Regions from separate parts of the Mus musculus genome. Here region 2 is linked to region 1. Evidence: chromatin loops called from intact Hi-C (ENCODE). Cell type or tissue: heart. All regions are shown on one strand. Links, peaks and the distances in the headings refer to the core of each region. The heading gives the core; the rest is flanking DNA.

Evidence for each region. Hi-C counts contacts between places; a loop is a spot of excess contacts. Peaks named below come from ENCODE experiments on the same cell type or tissue, not always from the same donor. Only the 100,000 strongest peaks of a DNase experiment are listed, where the experiment ranks them.
Region 2: a loop joins it to region 1, with 4 times the contacts of the local background. A loop is called at or near these places in 23 of 42 quality-filtered maps.

Annotation. Positions count from the first base shown.
Region 1 is chr2:150,664,781-150,672,770 of GRCm38, forward strand. Acss1 (acyl-CoA synthetase short-chain family member 1) reads right to left here and starts at 3,460. Exons shown (of 14, transcript NM_080575.2): 1 at 3,105-3,460. The coding sequence starts at 3,417. It overlaps E130215H24Rik (RIKEN cDNA E130215H24 gene), which reads left to right and starts at 2,714. Exons shown (of 2, transcript NR_040331.1): 1 at 2,714-3,177; 2 at 3,681-4,152. In heart, for the core only: no CTCF peak of the experiment used is centred there; DNase peaks (open chromatin) are centred at 1,261, 2,631, 3,481 and 5,061; H3K4me3 peaks cover 2,087 bases; H3K27ac peaks cover 2,470 bases; H3K27me3 peaks cover 403 bases.
Region 2 is chr2:150,558,820-150,566,809 of GRCm38, forward strand. No RefSeq gene overlaps it. Among named protein-coding and RNA genes, the nearest start is that of Cst7, 7.6 kb to the right of the region's middle. In heart, for the core only: no CTCF peak of the experiment used is centred there; no DNase peak of the experiment used is centred there.

The sequences.
Region 1 (7,990 bases), core at 1,005-6,004:
GTCAAGAGCTTTAATCTCACCTAATCCTAGCAAGAGCCCCGGCTGCGTGTGCTGAGAACATCATCTGATGGGGCAACAACGGCAACCAAGTACCCTCCCCACCCCAGACAGCCTGCTCAGCAGGAGCCTTCATTCCTACCTGAGTCTCTTGACCCTCAGGACACAGAACCTTCCATGAACCTAGCCATTATACCATGAGATGCTTTGTGTGGTTTGCAGGACATGTTTCAGTTGAGCCCAGCCTGAAATTTCACTTATCACAACTGTACAATCCATTCTCAGGAACCTTGATGAAATAACAGAGGATGGCTATTTTTACAAACAGTTATTTAGCTCATGCATCTAGAAGTTCAAAGGCTTGTGTCTGGTAATGCTGTCTTTGATGAGTGTGCCCTAAAATGAGGCAGAGCATCACGTGGAATGAGACATCCATTATCTCTTCTGGCCACTCCCTCTTATAAAACACCAAGATCAGAACCTTTTATCTCAGCCCGGATAACCTCTCCCAATCCTAGCTACCTCCCTCATAATAGCTGACAAGGGGACTTTACTGAGGAGCTTAGGGGATGAACCATATTCTAAGCATAGCACCCACCACTCAGGCCTCAAACCAGGAGGTGAGATATCAGGGAAGGGGAGAGAGTAGACCCCCGTGGGCCCTGAGAGTCCTGACCTAAGACCTCAGGATAATAAAAGGGTCATTATCCAGCAGTACAGCTAAATTAGAGTATGGAACAATGGTAACTACAATAATATTCCAGGACACACTGCTCTCTTTAGGTCAAATATAAGGAAACATGTGAAATGCAATGAAGTAAGAATTAAGACCTCAGTGTAGCCCAAAAGACCCAGCTGAAACCACCAAACTGTGCTGTGTGTGCTGTGCCAAGCACCTGCAGGGCCTGTCAATCACAGCTGGAAGACACCCAGCCACGGGGTTTCTAAACCTAAGAGTCTAGAGTGGGCCCCCGAATTTGCATCTCTAAAAGCTTCCTGGTCCAGCAGCATTGGTCTGGACCTTTGAAAAGCATTAGCCTGAAGATCACTGGAAGGATAATAGTGCCACTCAAATTTTTGGAACAAGTTGTCATTATCACACATAAACAGATCAGGCCTAAACAGCCCAATGACTTAACAACTCTCTAAGTGGCTCCCAGAGCAGCTGCAGTCGGTCTGTTCCCTGTTCACACTGTAACCCCTGGAGGTTGCAGAAACGGGCAAAGGGCAAAGATGCTGCTGACAGATAGGAAGCCAGACATTTGGAGAAGCTGCTTTCTTGCATGTCAGTTTGGCGAAGTTCAAACTCTGTCTGGCTCACACAGCTCTAATAGTAGAAGAATAGAGGCCAGAGAATTCCTAGAAGACCACACCCAAGCCTCACCATAAGGCTGATACCACTTCTTATCAGCTACAAGCTTGGTCGTCCCAGCGGCCTTGACCTCTTAAGGGAGGAGAGGTTTCCAAAGAAGCCGCACACTTTCTGCCCCCTTCCTTCTGCAAACTGCTATACTCACTTGAAGGACACTTTCTGCAAACGCAAGAACTTCTTAACCCAAGTTGAAGAATTTGCTGACTCAAGTCTAAAGGCAACACTTATCTAGTAAAAGACTCATTTAGATTAAACTTGTCAAGTGATATAATATACGGGGGAAAAATGACTTGTCCAAAGTTTCTTTAAAGTTTTGTGCTTTAAAAAAAGAACAGGGGGCTGGCAAGATGGCTCAGTGGTTAAGAGCGCTGACTGCTCTTTCGAAGTTCCCGAGTTCAAATCCCAGCAACCACATGGTGGCTCACAACCATCCGTAATGAAATCTGATGCCCTCTTCTGGAGTATCTGAAGACAGCTACAGTGTACTTACATATAATAAATAAATAAATAAATAAATAAATAAATAAATAAATAAATAAAAACAGACCCTATAATTTCTGAATATATTAAATCAGAACTGCTACAGCTTATTGATCACCAGTAAGCCTGGACAGGTTACTGTATCCCCACCCCCAGCACTGCGGTACAGACAGCATAAGAGGTGAGTATTGCTTTCTCATTTTACAAATGGGGCGATTGAGACGCACCAAAGCTGAAGAGGTAGTGAAACTGCAGACACCAGATTCCACCTCTAACTTTGGTCCTTAAACAAAGCATCACCTGCCACCTCGTCTTAAAGACCTTCAGTTCGTCCCTTACGCATCTCTGACCCATCCAACCCTCGCTCCCATCCCACAGGAATGCAAAAGTTCCCAACCCTCTGCTGTGCACCAGAGACACAGCCTGTCTGTCCAGCCCCTCTCAGTCCAACCCCTCCTTCAGTTCTCGGCTCCTCCGTGTGTTTCCCTGCCTCCACCCTCAGCAGAATCCGGGCTCATCAGAAAACTGACAGCTAGAGTGACTGATGTGTCTCGTTTAGAGATCAAGGGGGAGGCTGGTACATAGTCCAAGCTGGCTTTGAGTTCAGCTCCTCTTGACTCAGACTCCGGAGAGCTGAAGTTACACCTGCCTTTGACACTGTAGACGTTTGTTTTTGGGGTGCAGTTCTTAGACCGAGAACTTCCTGCCCACATACCCCAACCGGAGGAGATAAGCAGTTCCCTCCCAGGGGCTGACACTTTCTTCTTCCTGCACCCACCAAGCTCTGTTTACACTGCAAGGTTTGTCCTCAGGGGAGCCTCGAGCCCTAGCACCTGCAGTTGCCGATAGCAACCTATGTACTTTGCGTTTACCCTGCTGATCTGGGGGCCCTGAGTCAGAAAAGCCTGGACTCTTGGAGCATGGGCTCTCTCCATCTAGGCCTATCTGGGGTCCTAAGCTTTGTGTCTGAAGACAAAGCCCCCTAGAATCTGTGTTAGGGTAGAACACTCTGAGGTTAAACCGGGTATCCCCAGTTTCCCGCTAGAGACAGCGCTGCAGACTTGGGAGGGTAACTGCTGCTTCGCCAGCTGCAGTCTCTAGATCCGGTGGAATACAGAACAAAGTGACGTGACCCAAGGATTAGGGTGGGTGGTGAAGCATTCTGGAGAAAAGAGCCAAGGCCTGGGGGCAGCTGCTACTGACTGGAGCCTCCCGAGTCTCGGCGAAAATGAGCTGGACCCAGCAAGGCACTCACCAGACACATTCAACTGGCCTCCCAGGAACCAGCCGATCTTGCCCGTCCTGAAGTCACAGTCCCAGACAGTATGGTAAGGAGTGTCCCAAACTAGTGTGTCACGGGCCAGCGGCCCCCAGAAGGCGGCCGGCTCCTGGGCTGCCTGAGCGCTCAACGCGGGGTACGAGCCTGGTTGCGCTGCTGCAGGAACGCAGCCCGGGAGTCGGGTGGCGGTCGAGCGGGACACGCTCAGTGACCACCCCGATTGTCCAGAGCGCCCTTGCAGGCCACGCAGCAGTCGCCCCACACCGCTGCCGAGGCTGCGCGCCGCCATCTCGCCCGACGCCCCACGCGGGTGCGGTAGCCTGAGCGCCCCTAAGAGTCTCCACGGCCCCGCCCCGGCTCCGCCCCCGCGGCCACCACCCACTACTTCTCTCCCGGAGAAGCAGCTTCCTTGAGCCTGCCCCTTCCCACCTCTTCCCTCCTGGACAGGGACTCCGGGAGGTGGGTAGAACTAGGTTTTGTTGTGCGCCCAGTCCGGGGCTAGCCCGCGCTCTCGGCTTCAGTTTCCTGGGTTTCTGCGATCTCTTTTTACAGACCAAATAACTTTCTGGCTGGCGACAGAAGCTGCAAGTACACGGTTGGCCCAGCCTCCGGACCTGGGACACAGGCAGCGCTCTGAGATAAGATTGGGAACGCGTCTAAGTGGTCATAAGAGCGAAGCAGCTCACAGATGGTGTGGATGAACCGTCAGTTGGTTCAGCATACCATAGATTGAAGTCAAAGCTTTCCTCCTTAGGAGACCTTCTGAGAGTAAAGCCCTCTCCCAATGGTGTGGGCCTGTACAACCATGCCACACACACATAAATCACCCGCAGCGGGCTAAAGGGCTGATGAGCAACCCTGGGGGCCTTCAAACAGGAAAGGAGGTGCTATGAAGGCCTGAGTCCAGTAACAATATTTTGGTTACCAGCTGCTGACCTCTGCCAGGGCAGGTACCACTTCCTTGGGACCCTTTGCTGATTCCAGGTGGTGGGAAGCTATGGGAAAGAATAAATCAATGTCCATATCACATTGGGCCTCGTTGACCATCAGCTCCGTCATGAAGTTCAAGTTTTTGTTACTGAATAATCAAGAGTAAAAAGAAATGTGTCTCTACCAAATACTTAAGAAGTGAATAAATAATAAAAAAAATAAACACTAGAGGTCGGAGACTTTGGAAAACTGGTTTGTGGAGTTCTTCGGGCTGGCAAAGACTTTTTCCTGTTGGCAATGACAGCTGTAGATAGGTAGTTTCCTTGGAGGGGATACTGTGGGCAAGCTGCTGAGGAGGAAGGCGGTGCCAACAACTAGCACAGGCATATGTCCTGCCCTCAGCCAAGCACTTGTCCTTAATTCAAAAGTTAGGCAAGTGGGCACAGTGGTGCACATCTGGGGTCCCAGCTATTCACGAGTCCAAGGCAAAAAGATCACACCCTGGAGACCATGAGTTTGAGAGTAGCCTGAACAACATTGCTAGTCTCCACCTTAAGAAACCAAATCAAACCAAAAGCTAGGCTAGGGCCAGAAACAAAACAATGGAACACAGAAGGTTACATAGTGCTCGAATAAATAAGGAAGCACTCAAGCTAATAAAAAGAGACTTATAAAAGAGCACATTTTAGTTGAACACATAAAGCTATAGGTAAGAGAAAGGGCAGACTCTGCCAGGTGGTCTGAGAGATACCCACCAACACTTCCTCCTCCAGTGTGTACTCGGCATTTCCTGCTCCACCAAGACCAGGAGACTGAGCTGGAGGTGTGGAAGCTGAGTTGGGGGTGTGGCTCAGAGACAAAACACCTGCCTAGCATGCACAGGCCCTGAGTTCTACTGTCAGCATGCATAACCCTCTAAAAGGATGAAGATCCAGGCTAGCTGACCTCCTAGCTTTACTCCAGAGGACATGGCAGAAGTGATACTTTGACAGGCTGGCTAGATGCCAAGGCTGTGTTGAGGAAACCCTGTGTGCTGCTTCTTTTTTTTTTGGTTGGTTGGTTCCCAGCTGCCATGGTGTGAGGGAGTTGGTCCTGCCTTCTGGGGGCAAAGAACCCACAGAGAGACTGAGTTGCACCAGCCCACAACCAGGAACAGCTCTGGACAGATGTGCATCCACCTTGGCTGCTCTATACCAGGTATGGAGCCTCACCCTCAGCACAAAAGGCCTTTCTAGTGATTTGCGAGGTTGGAAGAAGTCTCAGATAATCTTAACTTTATTACTCAGCTGTAGCTAGCTGGCACAAAAACTACTCCTAAAATGTGAGGCCTTCCCTTTGCCAGTTCCTACACCTCATCCCCTGCACGCGTTGTCTTCTCTCTCCTTGTCTTCAAAGTGCTGGAGTTCTCAATCCTCCACTTTCCCCTCCAGGTCCCCTTGTCTTTCAAGCTGGAACCTGGAACCAGAACGTTTCCTCCAGTTTCAGCCCATATTCAAATGTTAGGTTTTGCTTTTGTTTTTTTGAGACAGTGCCAGCCTCAGACTTGAATGACCTTGAACTTTTAATCCTCCGCCCTACCTGCACTTCTTGTGTATCACGCAGATGTGTCACCATACTTTCTATATGGGATGTTGGGAACCAAACCTAGGGCTTCAAGCATTCTAGCCAAATAGTGTACCAACTGAGCGCAGCCCCAGCCCCTATTTAAATGTCTAATTAACCTCTTAAATATACCACATCCTGAAACCTCTTTCTCAAACACTGTCCTTCCAGATTAAAGAAGGTGAATACATGTTCTCATTGTTCAAGTGGCATATAATCTTGTCAACCTAGACTTTTCTCTCATACATGGTACTAGCAACCTATTAGCAAGTACCCCAGGGATCACCGTCAGAATAATAGCCCCTCCCCCACCCCACCACCACTTTTTAAAAAAAATATTATTCAGTGGGCTTGCAGTTGTGTTCACCCTTTTCTTGTATGGCCTAATCAGCTAATGCAGTTTCTTTAAGAACAAAGGTTAAGGGCTGGAGCTATCTGCAGCTGTGGCTCAGTGGTGGAGCTATTGCCTAGCATGTACAAGGCCCTAGGTTCCATCCCCAGCATCAGGGAGAAAAAGGAAGAAAGAAAAGGAAAGGAAGAGTAGGATAGAAAAAGAAAACAAAGATCAGGTGAGGTCTGTCTGCACTCAGAACAAGCCAGTGTCTCCTACACGCCTTTCTTCCCCAGTACCCTACCTGGCAAGGCTCATCCTTCATATTGGAAGAGCTGCCCATGGACTTTACCTCATGAGCATCTTCCAGGCAGCAGAGACATACTGACTGCTGGGCCCCATGGCAGGCTTAGTGCTTCACAACCTGCATTTACCACATCCCCAGAAGCCATATGTGTACAGTCAAGTATGAGAAATGCCCAGGACAGAGGTTTATGCTTATAGTCCCAGCTACTTGGGAATCTGAGGCAGGAGGATCCCTTGCTAGCTGTACAACACAGCAAGATTTTGTCTCCCAAAAGGAAAAGAGAAGAGAAAGGAGATGGGAGGGATCTAAGAGAAAGAGGAGGGGTCTACTTGATCCAGGCCCGCCTCCTGCGGGTGTTTTCTCCACCCTCACTTTTTCAGTCAGCAGCCATACTGGCCTCCTGACCTCCAAACAGCAGGCACACTCCTGCCTCAGAACTTTGCACAGACTACTTCTCTTGCCTGGGTCACTTTGTCCTAGAGACCCATATAGACCACCTCCCTCCACTTCCTTCAGACCTCTTCAAACTCCCTTTGTCCACAGCTCTGTTCTGTCGCCCTCATGGATGCATCACCTTGGCGTTCACACCCATGTCTGACTTCTGACTTCACTGTTCTTGGTAGCACATGTATATAAGCTTTTTGTATACTTCTCTCTCTTCCTGAAAGCTGGGACATCTTGAGATGGGAGAAGATGCCAGCTTCAGTGTTTGGCACAGACACAGAACACCCAGTCTCCAACACAGACTTTTCCTGGCACATAGTGCATTCACAGTAGTTGCCTGTTAAAACAAGTGTATGAGACAGTACAGAGGCTTCTCTACGATTGCCATGGGATACGTGGGGAGTGTACCTTTCTATCATCTTTGATTCCTAAGAAATGTATTTTCACCCCACCCCCTCCAATTTTTCACTAAGAATTAAACCCAAGGTCTTCTGCGTGCTTACCCTGCACTATAACTTTGAGCTACAACTCTGCCTCTGTTTCCAAATAAAGACACACCACCCAGTTCCTGTTTCCTCTTTGGATCGGATATGTACATGAAGCAGAATCAGCCAGATTGGGCAGAACTGCACTTTCTACTGCCAAGCTAAGAGGCCACATGGGGCCTTTCCTCCAGAGTGTCACAGCCTAAGGCTGAGGTTGTCCCTCTGAAACCGGAAGGGTGAGCCTTACCCAGCCCGGGGTCCACAGGTTGCTTTTCTGGAGCCCTCAGTTGTAAGAACACCGGTCATGGGGCCATGTCAGTTTTCCCTTTTGCAGCCTGGCTTTGAAGTCAGTAGGATGCAGGGCTGGGAACCTCAGGGTGCAGGCTGCAGGGTGCAGGCTGCAGGAATGGAGCCTGGGGCTTGTCTTTCATCTCAGCACTGGTCTTAGCAGAGTTACTCCTGAGCCTTCAAGCCCTGAAGCTGGATGCACTTGTTCTCATGCCCAAGGCCAGAAACAAGGCAGGGGTCATTTGTAACTCTGGGCCTCAAGGACTTATTGGGAAATTCCCAGGGGTGCTCACCTCTACCACTCCTTTGCCTTGGCTTTCGTGGCTCCTATCTCATATCATAAAGAGAGGTTAGAAAAAGAAAAAGAAAAAAGTCATAAGCATTCAATGATCTCAACTAGCTTTATTTTCAATCCTTGATGTACCGTCCCAGGAAATATACCAGGTGTTACCGCAGACCAGGCAGAGAAAGTGGG
Region 2 (7,990 bases), core at 1,145-6,144, 110 kb before region 1:
AGCAGGCCACACAGCTCTTACAGAGAAACAGAGGCCATGCATGTATGATCAAATCTCCCAAGCTCTGTCTATTCGATGAAGATAAAAGGACGTGTGTTGTGTGACACTACTTCTGGGGAGACTTGTGCAAAGGCTACCTCCCCATAGAGAGGAGACTGAATTATACTAAGGAAACTGCTGAAGTCTGACTTGTTGAACCAATGACTTCAATTGAGAAGACAAGGAGGACAGATATGTCCCATGGAGCAGAAGGACAAAAGCTCACTCGATCTTGATTTTCTGTAGGAAGACAGTGTGAAAGTGGGAACCCAATCTCTTTTGGTACAGGACTTGAACCTGCAATTAAATGTGGATGGGGTTCTCTGAGAACTCTCATCCCTATGGGGAAGTTTCTTTTCCAGGAATGAGGGATGGACATGTGACACCTGTCCAGGCAGAGGTAACTCAGATGGCTTCCGACGACTTTGACCTTAAGGAGCGTATCTGAATAGTGAGATCTTCACTGTGGTGTATTTCTCTTACCCTCTGTATTACTTAGAGTTCTCTGGTGGTGCAGAATTTTAAAAACAAATATGTTAGCCATTTATTAGAATGGCTTACTGTAGGCTGTGGTCCTGCTATTCCAACAATGGCTATCTACTAACAGACCATCCAAGAATCTACTAGTGGTTCAGTCCACAAGACTGGATGTCTCAGCTCTTCGTCAATATATTCCAGGATCCTGAAGAAGCCAGCTCTAATGCCATGTAGGAATGAAGTTGCCAGGGAAAGCAAACAGACAAAGAGAGAACAAGCTTCCTTCTGCCATGTCCTTTAAATAGGCTGCCAGAGAAAAAGTGGATCTTCCTACCTCAAAAGATCTGGATTAAAAATAGATCTTCCCGCTTCAAATAATTTAATTAAGAAAAAAATTCCTCACAAGTATACCCACCCCCTGGGTTTTAGTTAATTCTAGAGATAGTCAAGCTGACAACAAAGACTAGCAATCAGACTTCTTATTTCTTCTCTCTAGAAGTATCGGCTTTCTTTGTGTATATTTGCCATCACAAATCACTCTTTTGAGTCATGTGACTCTGAATGTAGATATACCAGCTGGAGCAAAAAACAAAGGCATTGTAATTAGGGTTTTAACCAGGGAGACACTAATTTAAGCAGCTTTGAATTGTTTTGAGGCTCCAAGAAAATGGCAGCTCCCTGTAAACTCTAAAACAGCAATTCATTTTTGATATTAGATAAATTAAGCTATTTTATTAGAATGGGGTTAGTACATCCAATTTTCTGTGTGATGGGGGAAGAAATACTTTGCACAGATGGTGAAACCTAGCAGTGTCTCCAGCTGTGGTCAGCCTGGTCTAAACACCAGCCTGCACCTTAATGTACGTATCCTGAGGCCCAAGACAAAAGCCCAATTCAGCCAGGCATGGTGGTGTATACCTGTAAACTCAGATACTGAGAGATCAAAGACTGTATGTTTGAGACCAGCCTTGGCTACTTACTGAGAACCTGACTTTGAAAGAAAATGACAGAAAAAGCAAACAAGCAAATAGTGAGCTTATCTTAAAGGGGGAATGTCTAAAGCCTGGTTGAAGAAGAGACTCCCATGCTTTGTTAAGCACCCAAAATGCTTCTCCATTTTTTTCCTTTCTTGATTAAGTGATAAATTCTATTTTCCCCCTATTAGTCTGTATGTTACCAATCTATTTCGTGCACTCCAATTGTCAAAACTTTAGAAAGAAAATTAACAAAGGCCAAACAAGTTTTGAAATTATAAACAACAGTATCCCACTGAGTGCCATTATCTCCCTCATATATATGAGGAAACCGAGGCAAATGCTTAAGGGAAATTGACAGTCATCATGAAAGCTGGAATGGGAGTCTGTTCACCCACCATACGAACCACTCTTCTAGACTTAGTTTACTTTTTATTATATGTGCATGCATGTGTCTGTGTATGATGTCTTCTATGTGCTCTACAGAACATATTATTTAGTTGGAAAATGAGATTTCTTATACCTGGCATGGTAAAAATAAAACCTTGTCCCACAAATACTTCTCAGTATGAAACAAACAACACAATTTTGGACCTGTGAGTCCAAATCCAGTTTAATCCTTGTATCCATATGGTAGAAGAAAAGAACAGACTCTCACAAAGTGTTCTCCAACTTCCATATGTGTCCATTGGTCTGGTTGTGCATACATTAGTAAACACAGATAAGCATGTGTGTACACATGTACACAAACAAATTATAAATATGGGCGGGAGAGTTGGCTCAGTGGTTAAGAGTATATACTACTCTTGCAGAGGACATGGGCTTAGTTTCCAGCACCCATATTAGGCAATTCACACTGACTGTAACTGACAGGTCCAGGGGAAGTGACACCCTCTTCTGACCTCCAAGGGCACCTGCACATACAGGTATACACGTACACATACATATAGTCAGGAACACACATATAACATAAAATAAAAATATATCTTTTAAAAATGTGGACTTTAGAAAAAAACAAAACATTGCAGTTTCATGTAGTCAAAGCAGTGTATACCATTTCAGTAACATTTGCAGAATACATTGATACATATGGTATTGCCTTGGAAGTAGACAACTTTCTACTCTAGTTTTGTGGAGAGTAATTATCATTTGCAACAAATGATGCAGTGAGATTTCACATGAAGTTTCTTACATAATCTTGACAAGCCCCGAGCACTTGTTTTTACCAGGCAGCACAGCTTAGGAAAGTGTGGAAAGCAGAGGAGGTTGGGCCTAGCTGTAAGAACAGGTACACTGTTAGGGAAGGGAAAGAGCCAATGTTTTTAGTCATGAAGTGGTCATTAGAAGTCAGCTAACTGGTCCAGATTACACGCACTGTAAATAGCAAAGCTAGCAGTCAAGCTGTGGGTAACACTAAAATGCTCAGCTCAAAAAACTGTATCTTTTCTAATCTTCTCATCTTATATGGAAGAATCCTGGAAAACATTTCTTGCCTCCTTCATTTATCTCTGGCAGTCATTCAGACTGGCAATCTCACAGTTTACAATGCTTTGCTTACTTTATTTGATATTAAGAAATCTGAGACCAGGGCTGGAGAGATGGCTCAGCAGTTAAGAGCACCAACTACTCTTCCAAAGGTCCTGAATTCAAATCCCAGCAACCACTTGGTAGCTCACAACCATCCATAATGAGATCTGATGCCCTCTTCTGGGGTGTCTGAAAACAGCTACAGTATACTTATATATAATAAATAAGTAAATCTTAAAAAAAAAAAAGAAAGAAAATCTGAGACTAAAATTGCATCTGTTTCCTTCACCAACTCCACTGCAGCAGAGCAGCAGCAGTCACCAAATTGCCTTCCAAGGAAGTGCAAGGCTCTGTGTTCAGATCCCCAGCACCTGTATAAATAGCCATATGTGGTGCTGCACAGCTGTAACTAACACTGAGGAGTGGAGGCAGGGACTGAAAGAGGCCCAGAAATCACCAGCCATCACCATATCCGTGATGTCTTAGTAAAAGACCCTGTCTTAAATGGTAACACGAAGGGTACTAGAGAAAGACAGTGGACCTTGGCCTCCATGCACACTCACTTGGTCCTGTGCATACCCTCATATCTACATGCACACGTAATGCACATTCTCACACTTACCCCAAAACACAAGAGAGCACTTAATACTTAGAAATTCAACACACATTTACCCAGGAATTCATGGAATGAAACATGTACCAACTGACATATAAACAGAAGCACAAACACAGAAGCAAGAGCAAGATACACATGGCAGTCATAAAGAATGAAAAATTATCAGCTTCAAGAAATGGACATAAGGGCTGGTGAGATGGCTCAGTGGGTAAGAGCACCCGACTGCTCTTCCAAAGGTCCAGAGTTCAAATCCCAGCAACCACATGGTGCCTCACAACCATCCTTAACGAGATCTGACTCCCTCTTCTGGAGTGGCTGAAGACAGCTACAATGTACTTACATATAATAAATAAATAAATCTTAAAAAAAAAAAAGAAATGGACATAAATTGAGATTACTGTATTTGATTAATAAATACAGTGTAACAAAGACAAATTATCATGATATCTCATATATTAGGAATCTTTGTGCTACAGAGGTGGATTTAAGTTAAGGGAGGCGTAGGATGGGATTGGAAGATCAAAGAGGGGATAGACAGTACCAGAGTAGACCAAGTTTACATGATAAAAGTGCATGTATGTAAATGTCAGTGAAATTCCTCACTTTGTACAACTAATTCATACCAATAAAAATTGAAAATAAGAAAGAAGGCACAGGGGGCTGGAGAGATGGCTCCAGAGGTCGTGAGTTCAAATCCCAGCAACCACATGGTGGCTCATAACCATCTATAATGAGATCTGATGCCCTCTTCTGGTGTATCTGAAGACAGCTATAGTGTACTTACACATAATAAATAAATCTTAGAAAGAAAGAAAGAAAGAAAGAAAGAAAGAAAGAAAGAAAGAAAGAAAGAAAGAAAGAAAGAAAGAGAGAAAGAAAGAAAGAAGAAAGAAAGCAAGCACAAATTTAAAGTGATAAAAATAAAATGCAAAGTCAGAGAAAGAAAAACAGAAGATAGTTAACTTAGCAATATACCATAACAAGAAGACAAACCTGAATTCAAAAGTCTCCAAATGCATAAAGTCGCATAGCCCAAAAACTGAGAAGACTCTAAGTGCAACAAAACTGGTGGGGGTCAGGGGGAGTTAATTATGACAAAATGTAGCAGATGATCAATGTCAAAGTCCAATCAATCACCAACAACCAAACCTACACCAATCACCAACTTCTCTAAGTCCAACCACCAACTTTCAGGTGCCACCAAACATCTCTCTGCACAATGATAAAAAACCAGGCTCAGCCAGTGCATTACACGGATAGCTGTCTGCTATTCCTCACAATTACATGGCTCCTGATGAGATCACAGCATCAGTGGCTCAATCACAGCTGGCACATCCCCCTGGGCCTTTTCTCATTTCATGTCTCCATGGGCTATCTCTACTAGTTGATTTCCATTTCACAGGGAACATCTACATAACACGCAGCAACTCAAGGGACAAAGGCTTTATTTTGGCTCGTGCTTTGAGAGGTACGGAAGGCCTGGTGGTGGGAGCAGCTGGTGCCCAGACAAGAATCTATGAAGTGACTAAATACATTGGCTCTTTCCCTTCCCTAACCGTCTACCTGTTCTTACAGCTAGGCCCAACCTCCTCTGCTTTCCACGCTTTCCTAAGCTGTGCTGCCTGGTAAAGCAAGTACTCACACATGAGCTTGTGCTGGACATTTCACATCACATAAATCTTAACAAGAGCCTTTTATTTACTATAACAATGAGACAACGAGAATGATAACTATGGAGCCTGCTAGAGTGGTTTTGTGTGCTGTGCTCTGATCCCTGCTGCTGGGTCTTGTGAAGTGCGATCAGGCAAGCTCTGAAGTTTCAACATATTTTACGCAGTTTCCATATGCACCCAGGAGGTGACCCTGTGCCACAGCCCTCTGTACCCCAATCACACCCAGCAAAAACTTGCCCCCCAGGAGTATTGACACTCCCAAGCTCACAGGAAATCCAGGGACAAAGAGTGGATCAGAGATTGAAGGAAAGGCCATCCAGAGACTGTTCCACCTAGGGATCCATCCCATCTGCAGACACCAAACCCAGACACTACTGCTGATGCCAAGATGCACTTGCTGATAGGAGCCTGGTATGGCTGTCCTCCAAGAGGCTTTGCCAGTGCCTGACCAATACAGATGCAGATACTCATAGCCAACCATCAGACTGAGCACAGGGACCCTAATAGAGAAGCTAGGGGAAAGACTGAAGTTGAAGAGGTTTGCAACCCCATACGAAGAACAACATCAACCAACCAGAACCCCTCAAAGCTTCCAGGGACTAAACCACCAACCACAAAAGTACACATGAGGTGACCTATGGCTCCAGCTGGATATATAGCAGAGGATGGCCTTATCTAGCATCAATGGGAGGGGAGGCCCTTGGTCCTGTGGAGACCCGATGCCTCAACATAGGGTAATGTTAGGGCAGTGTAGCAGGAGTGGGTGCATGAGTCGGGAGCTCCCTCATAGAAGCAGGGGGTGAGGGATGGGATGGGGGTTTGCAGAGGGGAAACCAGGAAGGGAGATAACATTTGAAATGTAAACAAATAAAATAACCAATACAAAAGAATGATAATTATGCATGGAACTGATATTTACTAGTCAGTCAGGGAACCAGTATGATGCTGCAATGGCTTTTGCAAACTCTACCTAATATTAATTTTTAAAAACTTCATTATATCTATACTCAATGTATTCATTTTTTATTTTTCATGTATTGAGATTATACTTGTATAATTTTCTCCTTCCCTTTCCTACCTCCAAACCCTCATATATCCCCCCAGCTCTTTCAAATTCATAACATATACATGTAATATATAATACCATAGATATATTTAAAAATCACATTATATATACATATATATATATATATTCAAAAATATAAGCACAAACTGCTCAGTCTGTATAACAGTACTTGTCTGTATGTTTTCAAGGCTAGCAATTCAGTATTTGAGGCCCAGTTAGTATGCTCATCCCTAAGAAAGACCATTTCTGCAGCTGTCAGTATCCCTCAGTTGCTAATAGTTCTTTGTTAAGGGTTGAGGCATCATGAGGTTTTTTTGGGTTTTGGGGTTTTTGGGTTTTTTGTTTTTGTTTTTGTTTGGTTTTGGTTTTGTTTTTCTTTGGCTTTTCGAGACAGGGTTTCTGTTTATAGCTCTGGCTGTCCTGGAACTCACTCTGTAGACCAGGCTGGCCTCAAACTCAGAAATCCTCCTGCCTCTGCCTCCCAAGTGCTGGGATTAAAGGCGTGCGCCACCACGACCGGCACATTATGAGTTTTTACCCACCTACAACAGCATGCCTGGACTTGGAATCCTTGTTCAGTTCATGTTTAGACAGCAATGCTGATGATTTTTTATAGGTGTTGCTTCCACCATTTATAGGAGACACAGTTTACAGCAAACTGCATGATTCTCCTGCTTTTCAATCTTTCCACTCCCTCTTCTGCAATGTTTCCTGAGCCATAGGTGCAGGAGTTGTTTCGTAGGTGTACCCATTTGGGGCTGAGCTTCACATCCTTGCATTTTGATTGGTTGCTGTTTTCTAGAATGGTCTCTGTCTGTTGCAAAGAGAAATTTCCTTGAGGAAGGATGAGGGCTATACTTAACTGTGCATACAAGAACAAAAATTTAGAATGTTAGGGATTATGCTAGTTTAATAAAGTAGCAGACATAGGTTCTTGTACTCCAAGATCCATGACTAGCTTTGTGTCCTTGGCTAGGTTTCCAGTACCAGGCTTGGTTTCTCTCTGGTTGAGCAGGGAAGTCTTAAGTCCAGATTAGAGAGCTGTTGATGACTGCCAGAGTATGCATGTACTACCGCACCTTTAGAGTTATCAATGTCATGCTGATTGTTGCTATAGTTCATATTGTTGTAGTCATAGTTTGGAACAACTGTTGGTTCCTTCCCTTTTTTGGAAGTTACATGCACCTCCTGGTACCATGAAGGCTAGTTCTGAGGGAAGAAGTATCCAGATCAGTTCTAGCTCATGGCTCTCTTTGGATCTAAGACTTTGTTTTTACATGATCTAAGACTCTAACATATCCAAAAATGTTAGTTATCTCTAATTGTACATGATACATACATGATTGGGAAGGGGAGTTGGAACGAGGCACTTCCTTTCTTCAAGGTGGCTAATGAAGGGAGAACCATCAGGGGGTTCCCTGATGATGGAAAGACAAAGGAGAAACCAGACACAGATCTGTGCACTTGAGCCTGGTCACATTTATCCTGGAGGATGGAAAGCATGGGATCTAGCTGGAAATAGCCAACATTGTATTAGCCTGAAATTCCTCTCTTTTGAGGGAGGAGGACACTCACTTGATTCTTCAGATTGTCTGCTTCCACTTTGCATGTACACACT